Linked DNA regions of Mus musculus: region 2 is linked to region 1. Evidence: chromatin loops called from intact Hi-C (ENCODE). Cell type or tissue: left cerebral cortex. All regions are shown on one strand.

What was found. Peaks named below come from ENCODE experiments on the same cell type or tissue, not always from the same donor. Only the 100,000 strongest peaks of a DNase experiment are listed, where the experiment ranks them.
Region 2: it touches region 1 in a loop (2.0-fold over the local background); 1 of 42 quality-filtered maps calls a loop at or near these places.

Annotation. Positions count from the first base shown.
Region 1 is chr6:37,095,321-37,100,320 of GRCm38, reverse strand. It overlaps Dgki (diacylglycerol kinase, iota), which reads left to right. Exons shown (of 34, transcript NM_001081206.2): 4 at 2,695-2,769; 5 at 4,017-4,073. Among named protein-coding and RNA genes, the nearest start is that of Gm52857, 190 kb to the right of the region's middle. In left cerebral cortex, a CTCF peak has its summit at 2,788 (motif pointing left); DNase peaks (open chromatin) are centred at 2,756 and 3,263.
Region 2 is chr6:37,238,762-37,243,761 of GRCm38, reverse strand. All of the region lies in intron 1 of Dgki (diacylglycerol kinase, iota), which reads left to right. Among named protein-coding and RNA genes, the nearest start is that of Dgki, 59 kb to the left of the region's middle. In left cerebral cortex, no CTCF peak of the experiment used is centred here; DNase peaks (open chromatin) are centred at 1,173, 1,471, 1,896, 2,180 and 1 more place; H3K27ac peaks cover 2,716 bases.

The DNA of each region.
Region 1 (5,000 bases):
AATCCATTTTCCTGAGAGGTGGACTCATGGCCACATGATTGACAGGCCCAGTTGGAGTAACTCTTAACAGAGGAGACCAGAATGTTCAATGTTCTTTCCCCCAAACAGACCAGAAAGTCAAGTCACCACCAAGAGCCAGAAATAAAACTCAGATTTCATTCTTTTGCCCATGAGATGCTAGCTTTCACTTAAGAAGCATCAACCGAGCCCGGTATTTCTGCATTTTTTTTCAGGCTTGTCTTAAAAGCTGAGGAGGCACAGTTGTAATGTTTCTTGGGTTCAAGGCAGATAATGAGGAAGGAGTTCAAATTCAATGACTCGGAAGCCTGATAATTTCCTGTAATACAGTGCCTTTTTAGAATTCCCGGTGCTCCATAGACTAAATAAGAGGACCCTACGCACAATAGCATAGGGAGATAGGGCTCATTGATGAGGATGCTTTCCAGGCACTGTGGTGCTGGGAATCCATCCTAAATGTTTGCCCATTTTGAGCAGCGTTGCCCGACATGTGTGTGCCCTAATCTGTTAGGGATCAGGTAGGTGGTGGGGCTGGAAGAGTTATCAACTCTGGTTTCCTTAGCTTCATGGTAAGTCCCATTAGTGGCATGACTCAAATGTCACATGCACTTTCTGTAGGTGGTGCTCAAGCAGAGATCTGACCAGGACACTGATAGGAAAGAGGAGAGCAATGGCTATTTGTTTATGAGCATTCTAGTTATGACCATTTGCAATCCAATTGTATTATTGCTGCTGCTGTTTCAGGACTGCTGCTATCGCTGTGATTCTTCGGTTTCACATTCTTCCCCACATGGCTGTGTGTATTCTCCCTCCTCCCCTCCTTCCTCCTCTTCCTCCCTAGCCCTCCTTCTGGTTTTGGATGTAGAGGAAGACACTTGGAGCGATAGCCTTAGGTTCTGATTTTCCTTATCTTTCGTTGTCTGAAAAATTAGTTGCCAAACATACTTACTGTTCTACATCATGTTAGGAAGACCAATGCCAAGAGGGGGATCACACATTAAGAGCTCACAGACACACAGTGTTGTTGCTGAGGTGTTCTGTGCACTCGGCTGGAAGCTGGTGACTTAGTTATCAATGCTATCCACAGAGACTGATGTCTAGACTTGGATGATGGGTCCACAGAGGAAATAAAAAGTGACAGTTTCTTTTCTTCTACCTTCCCCAGCATCCCCAGGGCTGTCTGTCCCTCCAGGGCCCTGTCTCTACAGAAGTGTTAGGTGTGATCCACTGGGCTCCACTGTCCTTCCTCAGGGAAGCCAGCCATCAGTCACAGGTTGCCAGCAGTCTACACTGACACCTTCCAAATGCACAAGCACTCCCAGCCTTTCCCATGTGGGCTCTTTGATAATCTCTGTTATTATGAGTTTTTGTGCTCAAAATAGGTTTGGTGTAATATTTATTATAATATTTAATATTTATTTGGTAATATTTAGTTTATTAATATATATATGTATGCATATATGTATATTTATGTGTATGATGCTAGGTTCAAAACAGCTGTGTCTTAGCATGAAAAATAACAGCTAACCCATTAAATGATTTGTTATGTGGTTCCAATTCATCACCTAAGGGAGGCAAGCACTGGTTTGAAGAAGAGCCTGTTGAAGAAAGTAACTGTTTACAGTCTTTAGAAAGTTTAAGATCCTCACACACTACATGCTGCATTTGCTGCTGTGGTAGTTACTACCATCCAACAGAATTATCCCGGCAGGCAGCTCTTGCTCAGGCCTGTCCTTGTAGAGGCCTCTGCACATCCCTAGGCGATGCTGGCAGGAGTGACATCAGAAGCCCATACGGTCATCTCTCTACGTGCACCATGTTCGAGTGTTTAATCATTGGAGATAACATAGACCCCAGAAAGCTTTTCTCTGTGAATTTAAACGCGTGCCCAAAATCAAGGCTAAATTTGATGGCACTTAGGAGCCAGACACATTGGGTGTGCTGTGCCCTAATGGGGCGATCTTGGACCGGTCACTGGCTGCGTGTGGGTTTTCTTACCTGTGAAGCAGGGATAGATAAGGGCTATCCCTACTTCACAAGGCTGTAAAGGTTAAGTGAATGACCATCTGTGATGTGCCTGTCAGGGCATAGAGCAAGACCTGTATTCTAACCAGTGGCCCACGCTGTCCTTGTTGCTAGTGGTTTGTTATTGTTGCTTCCTGGGTGTGAATCCCGACTTGTAATCTCGCTCCTGAAGATTTGGGTAGAAACCCAAATAGCACCGACGAGATTTGTGCCTAGAACAGAAGCTTAAAGCAACCAGTCATGGAGATGCAGCCTCCGAGAGTATGGGTGGAATGCTTGTTTTGTACATAAGAATATTGACTCTGTCCCTCAAGAGTGAAGTTGGAATGTGTGAAAAAGTTTGAAAACGTAAGGACAGTGCTTGCGTTGTTCAGGCGTAGCACTTAAAACTGGTGTAACAGACTAAAGACCTTGGTTTATGTTATAAGCCCTCTTTGTAACAGGTATTGCTGTTATATTGCGAAGAAGCCTGTCTAGGCCACTGGTGTGCCTGTGGGTAGTTACCTTGACATGTTTAGGGGTTTTCAATTTGCTTAGTAACAGAAGCACTTACAATTTTGCTTAATTTAAGGAGTCTCGCGTTCATTCCAGGGAAGTCTCCAGAACAGCTTGCTAACACTTCTCTCCTGTATTTTGAATTGAATGTTGTAGAAATCCGCTCTCAGGAGGAAGTGTGCCGTCTGCAAAATCGTGGTCCACACAGCCTGCATTGAGCAACTAGAGAAGGTAAGCGAGCGCCACCTGCTGGCGAGTGTGTTGGCTTCGGTCACTTACCAAGATCTGGTGTCAATGTCTAACTTTTTAAAAAACAAAACCAAAAATTGTTGAGTTCAGGATGACTTACCAGAATAACAATGAAAAGACAATATATAAAGGTCAGCCATGGTCTTGTTTTCCTGGGTTTAATTTGATATTATGTTGCATTGAACTTTGGGAAAGCTTGGCAACACTTACAATAAGCCTTTTAAGATTGTAGCTTCCATATGTTTCTCTCGGTGAGTTCACATATTCCTAAAGGAGCTCGAAGGGAGAGTTAGCCAAGCCAGCCGAAAGCAGCTCCCAGATGCTGCTGCAGACCTCACGGGCAGCAGTTTTTGCTGGTGCAGCATGAAATGTGTGGCTAAGCCAGGAGTGGCATCCCAAGGGTGGTGTCTTGTCTCCAGAAGTGGATTCTGAACTGTCTATTCATTTACCATCTGGGGGGAAGGGCAGAGCTCTGCGAGAGAGCTGCTTGCTGCTCTCATTTATAATTCCTCCTCCGTGTCCAGGCGAGACACTGAGTGGGATCTATATTCGTGCGCTGCCCTTGGCAATCACGGTGGGACTATTTTAGCTTTGTACAATGTTTGCTTAGCTTCGCCAGCACCTCCAGCTGCTGTCAACCTATATCTCACAGCCATGCCTAACACTTGGACTAGATTTTTCTCGTCTGCACTCTACTTCACTTTATACAGGAGCAAAAGAGCTCACGAGGACACTTCTCATCCACAGAGCAAGGCAGTGCTGAGTCCTTTTACAGGGAATATCTGTGCGTGTGTTTGAATGGTTATCACAGCAGTTAGGACTTCTCAGGTTTATATTTTCTACTTTAAAAAAAAAAGCAAAAAAAAAAAAAAAAAAAACCCAACTTACCCGGATGACTTCAGCTGCCATGTACTTTACCTGTGACTTTGGTCTCCATTTTTCCAGATTCATGGGCTAAGAACGTTTTTGTTTGTTTGTTTGAAGTTAGACTGCATGGATGAGAATGCAGGACTGCCGACTGGAGGTGTGAAATGGCACTGTACCTCTGTGGATCGTCTAGTGAGATGCTTCGGGAGAGTAGGAGCAGGCTAGAACGGATTCCTTATTCTTCCTGGGCTTGGTTTATAGCCTTCATGTCTACCACTATTGGTTGCTTTCTGGTCTCAGGTAGCTCTCTTCAACCTGTTGCTCGTCACTAACATTAACATACTTTTCTCTTCAAATGGCAGATTAATTTCAGATGTAAACCAACATTTCGGGAAGGAGGCTCCAGATCGCCAAGAGAAGTGAGTTTTGTGAGTTGTTTCAGAGAGCACCTTGAACTCTCCTAGGTTCACCGAATCTCCCAGGGATTCACCTAGGATTGACAAATGAGGTCTGTCTCCCCTCATTATACAGCAGTTTCTTCTTAATGTGTCAATAAGGACAAAGAGTCTCCAAGATTCTTCGGTATACTGTACTTTATTCTGTCAGTGGAGTGGGTTTGGGAGCCAGAGTCTTAACGCATGAAATGGAAAAGTGGGGTTGGGGGAGTTCCCCATTATTCTAGACAGTTTAGAACTAGGGTCTGAGTTGTACTCTCTAGTCCACAAAAGGAGGATGAGGAAAAGGAGGGAGGGAGGGAGGGAGGGGGGGAGGGAGGGAGAGAGGGAGAGGGGGAAGAGGAGGAGGAGGAAGAGAAGGAGGGAGGGAGGGAGGGAGAGAGAGAGAGAGAGAGAGAGAGAGAGAGAGAGAGAGAGAGAGAGAGAGCCAGATAATGGGCTTTCTGAGAGATGTGGGCACTGATTGAATCTTTTAGGACTCTTCTAGGGCAAAGGGTGCGATGTGAGATACAGGGAGACAACCATTTAGACAGAAACAGCAGCAGCACATAAGCCTAGGTGAGAGCTTAGTAAGATGCATTACTTGGGAGGAGAGTTAGAGCTAGACAGTGGAAGTCAGGCTTCCACTTCCTTGGACGCAGGCTGGAAGTCATCAGGGATTTGCAGGTTCGCACTGCGCTATCTAAGTAGAATATATTATGCTGCCTGCAGTGTGGAGGGAACATCATGAGGGTCGATGCTGTTGGGGACATAGAGACAATTAGAGCAGCTCTTGCCATAGAGGTTAAGAAATAATTGTGTCTGAGCTGAGAGAAACATGCTTGCTAAGATGAGTTTACAGGTGTAAAGTTGGCAAGAATTAGTGAAGGATTTTGGGTGTGTGGGGAGTTA
Region 2 (5,000 bases), 140 kb before region 1:
GGCATTGCTTGTTGATTGAAAGCAGAGCAGCATCTAGTTAATTTTGGGTACTGTTGTACCCGACCATCTATGATATATGACTTTGTTCATTGTTAAAATTCATGTGTGTGTGTGAATGTATGTGTGTGTGTGCACATCCACACATTGTGAACCTATGTGTGTGTGCAGGTGCAGGTAGATGCTTTTGGCCTCTGTGCAGAGGCCAGAGAAAGAAGACAGCTATTTTGGTATATCATTTTCCACCTTATTCTTTTGGGACAGAGTGCATCACTGAACCTGGGGCTCAATGTTTTTCCACTGGACCATCTGTCCAGCAAGCTCCAGCAATGTCCACCACGGGACTGGGATTGCAGGTACATGTGGTTGTGCCTGGCTTTTTACGTAGGTGCCAAGGCTCTGAACTCAGCACCTTGTGTTAGAGTAGCATGTGTTCTTACCCAACCTCCTCAGCTGAAGCTGTAGGGATTTCTCCAGGGCCCTTCCCAGTTTCCCTCAGTAGATTGCTGCAGGCTTTTCTGGAGTCCGTCTGAGAACGCGGTATTGCCTCTCCCCTGCTTTTGAAATCCTGTATTGTCTTGTGCTTTAAACTTTCCTGCTGGGCTTAGGATGGCCCGGTGTTTCCTGTGGTCAATAGAAACTGGTAGTCTCCAAGATAGACGTGAGTAAAAGAATCAGCAGACTGTGGCCTGTGGGCTTCATCTGGATATCAGCCTTTGCAAATCAAAGCGTATTGGAACATAGCCGTGTTTATTCCTTTATGTATTGCCAGTAGCTGCTTTTGAGTGGCACCGAAGGATGTCACTGGGACAAAGCCTGGAGGTCCACAAAGTCTAGAATATTCGCTCTCTGGCCCTGTGCTGAATAAGTTTGTGATCCCTGCTGTTGTCCCCTGAAAGAATCTTAGAGAAAGCCAGACACATGGATGTAGGAAGAGGGTGGTGTCACCCAGGCAACTGTATTAGGAAACCTACAGGAGGTAATGTTTTCTAGGTGGCCTTTGTATTTGGGGATACTAGAAGAGAGAGTTTTCTTGCTCATATGTTGAAAGGACTCCTGAGACTAAGCAGAGGTTCCTGGTAGGAACGTGGCCTCTGATGTTCAAGTGCAGAGCCTTGCCTGTCTGTTCTGACTGCCTATCTCATCGCGCCAAGTTTGGAGATTGTGACTCTTTGCAACCACGCAGCAGCCAAGCATGCCAGCTGATGCTTTATATCCTCCCCCCAGCCCTTCATTTAAAAATAAACTTTGCAGAATTTTTCTCACAACTCTTTAAGTATTCTGTTTTGAAACATTTAATTACCCGAGTTATTTATATGGAAAGGTCTGATATTGTTTCTAATGGGAGTCTGTTATTTATGCCTTTTGCTAAATTTTATCTTATATTAGGGGAAGGGCTGAGATTGGTTACTATGGCAACACCCTCAAAAACTGCAACAATCCCATTATGGATGTTAAAACTATAGTCATTCTGGTGGGAGGGCAGCAAGGAGAGTGGGTGGCAGTCTTTTTATTTTTACTTTAGTTTTTAAAGAAGGCCTCTCCCACTTCCAGCCTCTTGCAATTATTTATTTTAAACTTGGCAGCTTAGGGTATCGAATTGAGAAACAAAACAGAAAAAAAGTCTCATGTATTCTTTCATCAAACATCTATATATCTTTTATACCCTCTGAAGGGATACCCTGTTTTATATCTGTTCTTTCATTAAAAATATTGATTTATTTTCCAGACTTCTATTGAGGCCTACTTTGTATTAGAGATGAACAAGGAAGCATCTTTCTACGTATTTTTCCTTTTAACTTGCAAGTAACTTGAAGCCATTGATTCGGTTCACTTTATTTCACTTAAGGAAATTTGTTGAGCACATGCTGCGTGCTAGCATATGTTCATGCTATCACACAAAAGAAAGAAATAAAAATGCATAAGATAGGGGCTTTTATGGAAGAACATTTTCTTAGGGAACATAGATGAATGCTCACAGTGATGAAGAAATGGTTAAAATAAAATACTGTGGGTGCCGATACAGAGATATTTAACCCTCCAGCCTGTGAAACATTGGGGAAAACACTTTGTAAAGAGATGACATTTGGGCTGCTCTGCAGACAGATGGATTTTTTTTTTGGTTAGGGGGTGTGGTGTGGGCATGCGTGTATATCACATTACAAGCAATCTGGACCAATCTGAGAACAAATATATGGAGGTGAGGGAGTCCTTGGCTACCTGCAGAAGGACTCAGAGCTATGTGCATGTGTGTTGGACCGTTCTGAGGATATAGGCTGGGCCCATCATGTCTCGTGGACTAGATTTAGGATAGTGAGTCACTGAAGTGTTGAGGCAGGAGAACAACTTGAGCATTTGTGAGACAAATTCATAGTGAAATGATGGAAGGGGGCACCTTGGGCTTCATAGGAAGAGTTGTAGAGTAAGAAGATGTGTGGTTAGGAATTGGTGATCTCAGAGGAGGGGAGGCCCAGAGCCTGAGTGAGCATCCCACTCATCAACACACCCCTCTGTGCTCAACATGCCATCTCACTTTTAAAAAAATAGATATTTTATGTATGTTTGGTGTATATGTATGGCTTGGGTATTTAGGAAGAGAGAAACTTCATTTGAAAGATGGCCTGCATCAGATTGGCCTACGGGCATGTCTGTGGGGCATTGTCTTAGTAGTTAATGAATTCGGGAGAGGCCAGCCCTTCGTGGGTGGTACCATCCTTAGGCAGTGGTCCTGGGCTGTATAAAACAGCTAGTTATCAAGCCTGAGAGTGAACCTGCAGGAGACATTCCTCTGAGGTTACTGCCTTGATTTCTCGAACTTGTCTCTCTCAGTGATGGACTGTTACCTGGAGATGTAAGACGAAATAAACTCTTTCACTCCTGAGTTGCTTTTTATTTAACTATTAGCACATCAAAATAGTGGAATAGAAGTGAAAAGAAATAAGGATACTCGTGTGTGTGGTATGTGTGTGTGTTGCGTGTTGTGTGTTGTGTGTGTGTACCCATGTATACACAGGAGGAGGCCAGAAGACTTTCTTTAGTAATCACTTCCCACCTCATGCCACTGACATAGAGTCTCTGACTGAGCCTAAAGCTCAGCCCTTTTAGGTAGGCTGTCTGGCCAGTGATAGGTTTGTCTGGCTTTCTCCCACATTGCTAGTGCTACAGTTGTGTGAGTACAGGCCTAGCATATGGGTAAGTGACAGGGGTCTGAACTTAGGCCCTCATGCTTGGATAGCAAGCACTCTGAATCACTGAGCCATCTCGTCAGCCTGCAAGCTTCATAACTTTAAAGAACTAGATTCTGAGGTATGAATGCGATCAAAATAGTTAGAGTTATTTTTGACTGATCTAACGTTTATAACTATGATCAAACAATCCTCGAGATAACCACATTTGGCGTGTGGAATGTAGAACCTAAGACAGCTTTGATCTTCACTACTCATCTTTAACCAGTACAGTGAGGCATGCCCTGCCCTGGCAACTCTGGCCATTTGGGTAATAGAAGCCATTCATGTGGAAAACATCACACTAACTCAGCAAGAGAAATCAGCAATAAAGGCCCTGAGGCTGATTTAGATTCGAGGCTTCTTCCCTCCTTGCTGTTCAGCGCCTCTAATCCCCACTGGAGGTGGCGGACAGCCCGTTTCTCCTTTTCTACCAGAGCATCTCACCTGTTTTCTTAATGTGCTGGCCTCTGACCTGTTAGTCTGGTGTCAGAGTTCCCTGCATCCAGCAGGTAGTTGATATCACTTCTTGGACTGCTTTGCATCGTCTTTCCTTCCATATTGATGAAGGGTTCATACTTATGGTTCCCTGAGACAAGGACAGTGGTTATCCTAGCTGTACTTTACTCCCTCCCTTGCCTCCTGATAAACACTTCCTAAGACAATCGTGTGGTGGCCACCACATCTTGTGCTGGTAGCGTTCATCTTCTTTATAGGGGATTCTAAGCACACTTGGCTTCTTCAAACATCCCTTCCTTCTTCAAAGTGTGCAGCAAGCCCATTTCCCATGCTAGGTAAAGCAGATGCAAACTGGCCTGCCTCCTAACCTGCAAGAATTGCCAAGGCATAGGAGAAGGCCTTTCTCTGCTACTTTAAAGCTCCTGTCTCTTGATCTGGTAACTGTCCTTAACCACCTCTCTTCATGGTTTGAGGAGTATTTACCTCTTAACACATCATTAACTCCCTGGAACAACTCCTCCCCCAAACACCAGATTTCATATACTCGTATTCCTGTTGTGGGATGAAGAAACTAAGAGTTTTATAAGCAGTCCATTGGCATCTTCTTTGTCAAATTTCAAAAGTGGTCTGGTTCTTTTCTGAAAATGCATCATGCCTTCCTTAAAGCTTGCGAGGGACTATCCATGGGAATATCTTGTTACGCGAATGCAATCCTCCTGCCTTGAAAATATTTCCATCTACTTGGGTGTTTTGTTCCATGGGTTCAGAATCGGCGATGAGGGATGGGTTGCACTGAATGGCAAGAGTGACTGTAGGTAGCCTTGGTAGAGATTGCATGAGTACCTTAACCAGAGACACACACACTCCCTCCTCGAGCCACCACTGTATGAGCAGTTGTACAGGTCACAAACACTGTTTACAGTGACCGATTTCCCCTATGCTGGTGATGAATTTCAGCCTGAGTCTAGTCCAGATTTCTTCCTGGGCAGATTTTAATTGACAACCCAGTAGAATTCTCTTATTAAAACATCACAAGCTTAACAAGAAGTGTTGCTTTAGGCCCCATCCTCCCACCCCAGATAGCCTTTCATCTTCACATCACTTTCTCTTTAGTCTTAACTGATACCCAGAAACCCCCTGAAGAGGCTCAAATCGGAGACCTGTGCATCACCTCTGGATTCTTAAGCTTTGCCTTAACTTCTTAGTAGTTTGGTGATTTCTGTACCCACATTGCAAATTAGTGGCTTTTTTTTTTTTAAGTATAAAGACTTTTATGGGATGTAGTGGCGTGGAAACCGTCCATTATGAATGGCTTGAGGT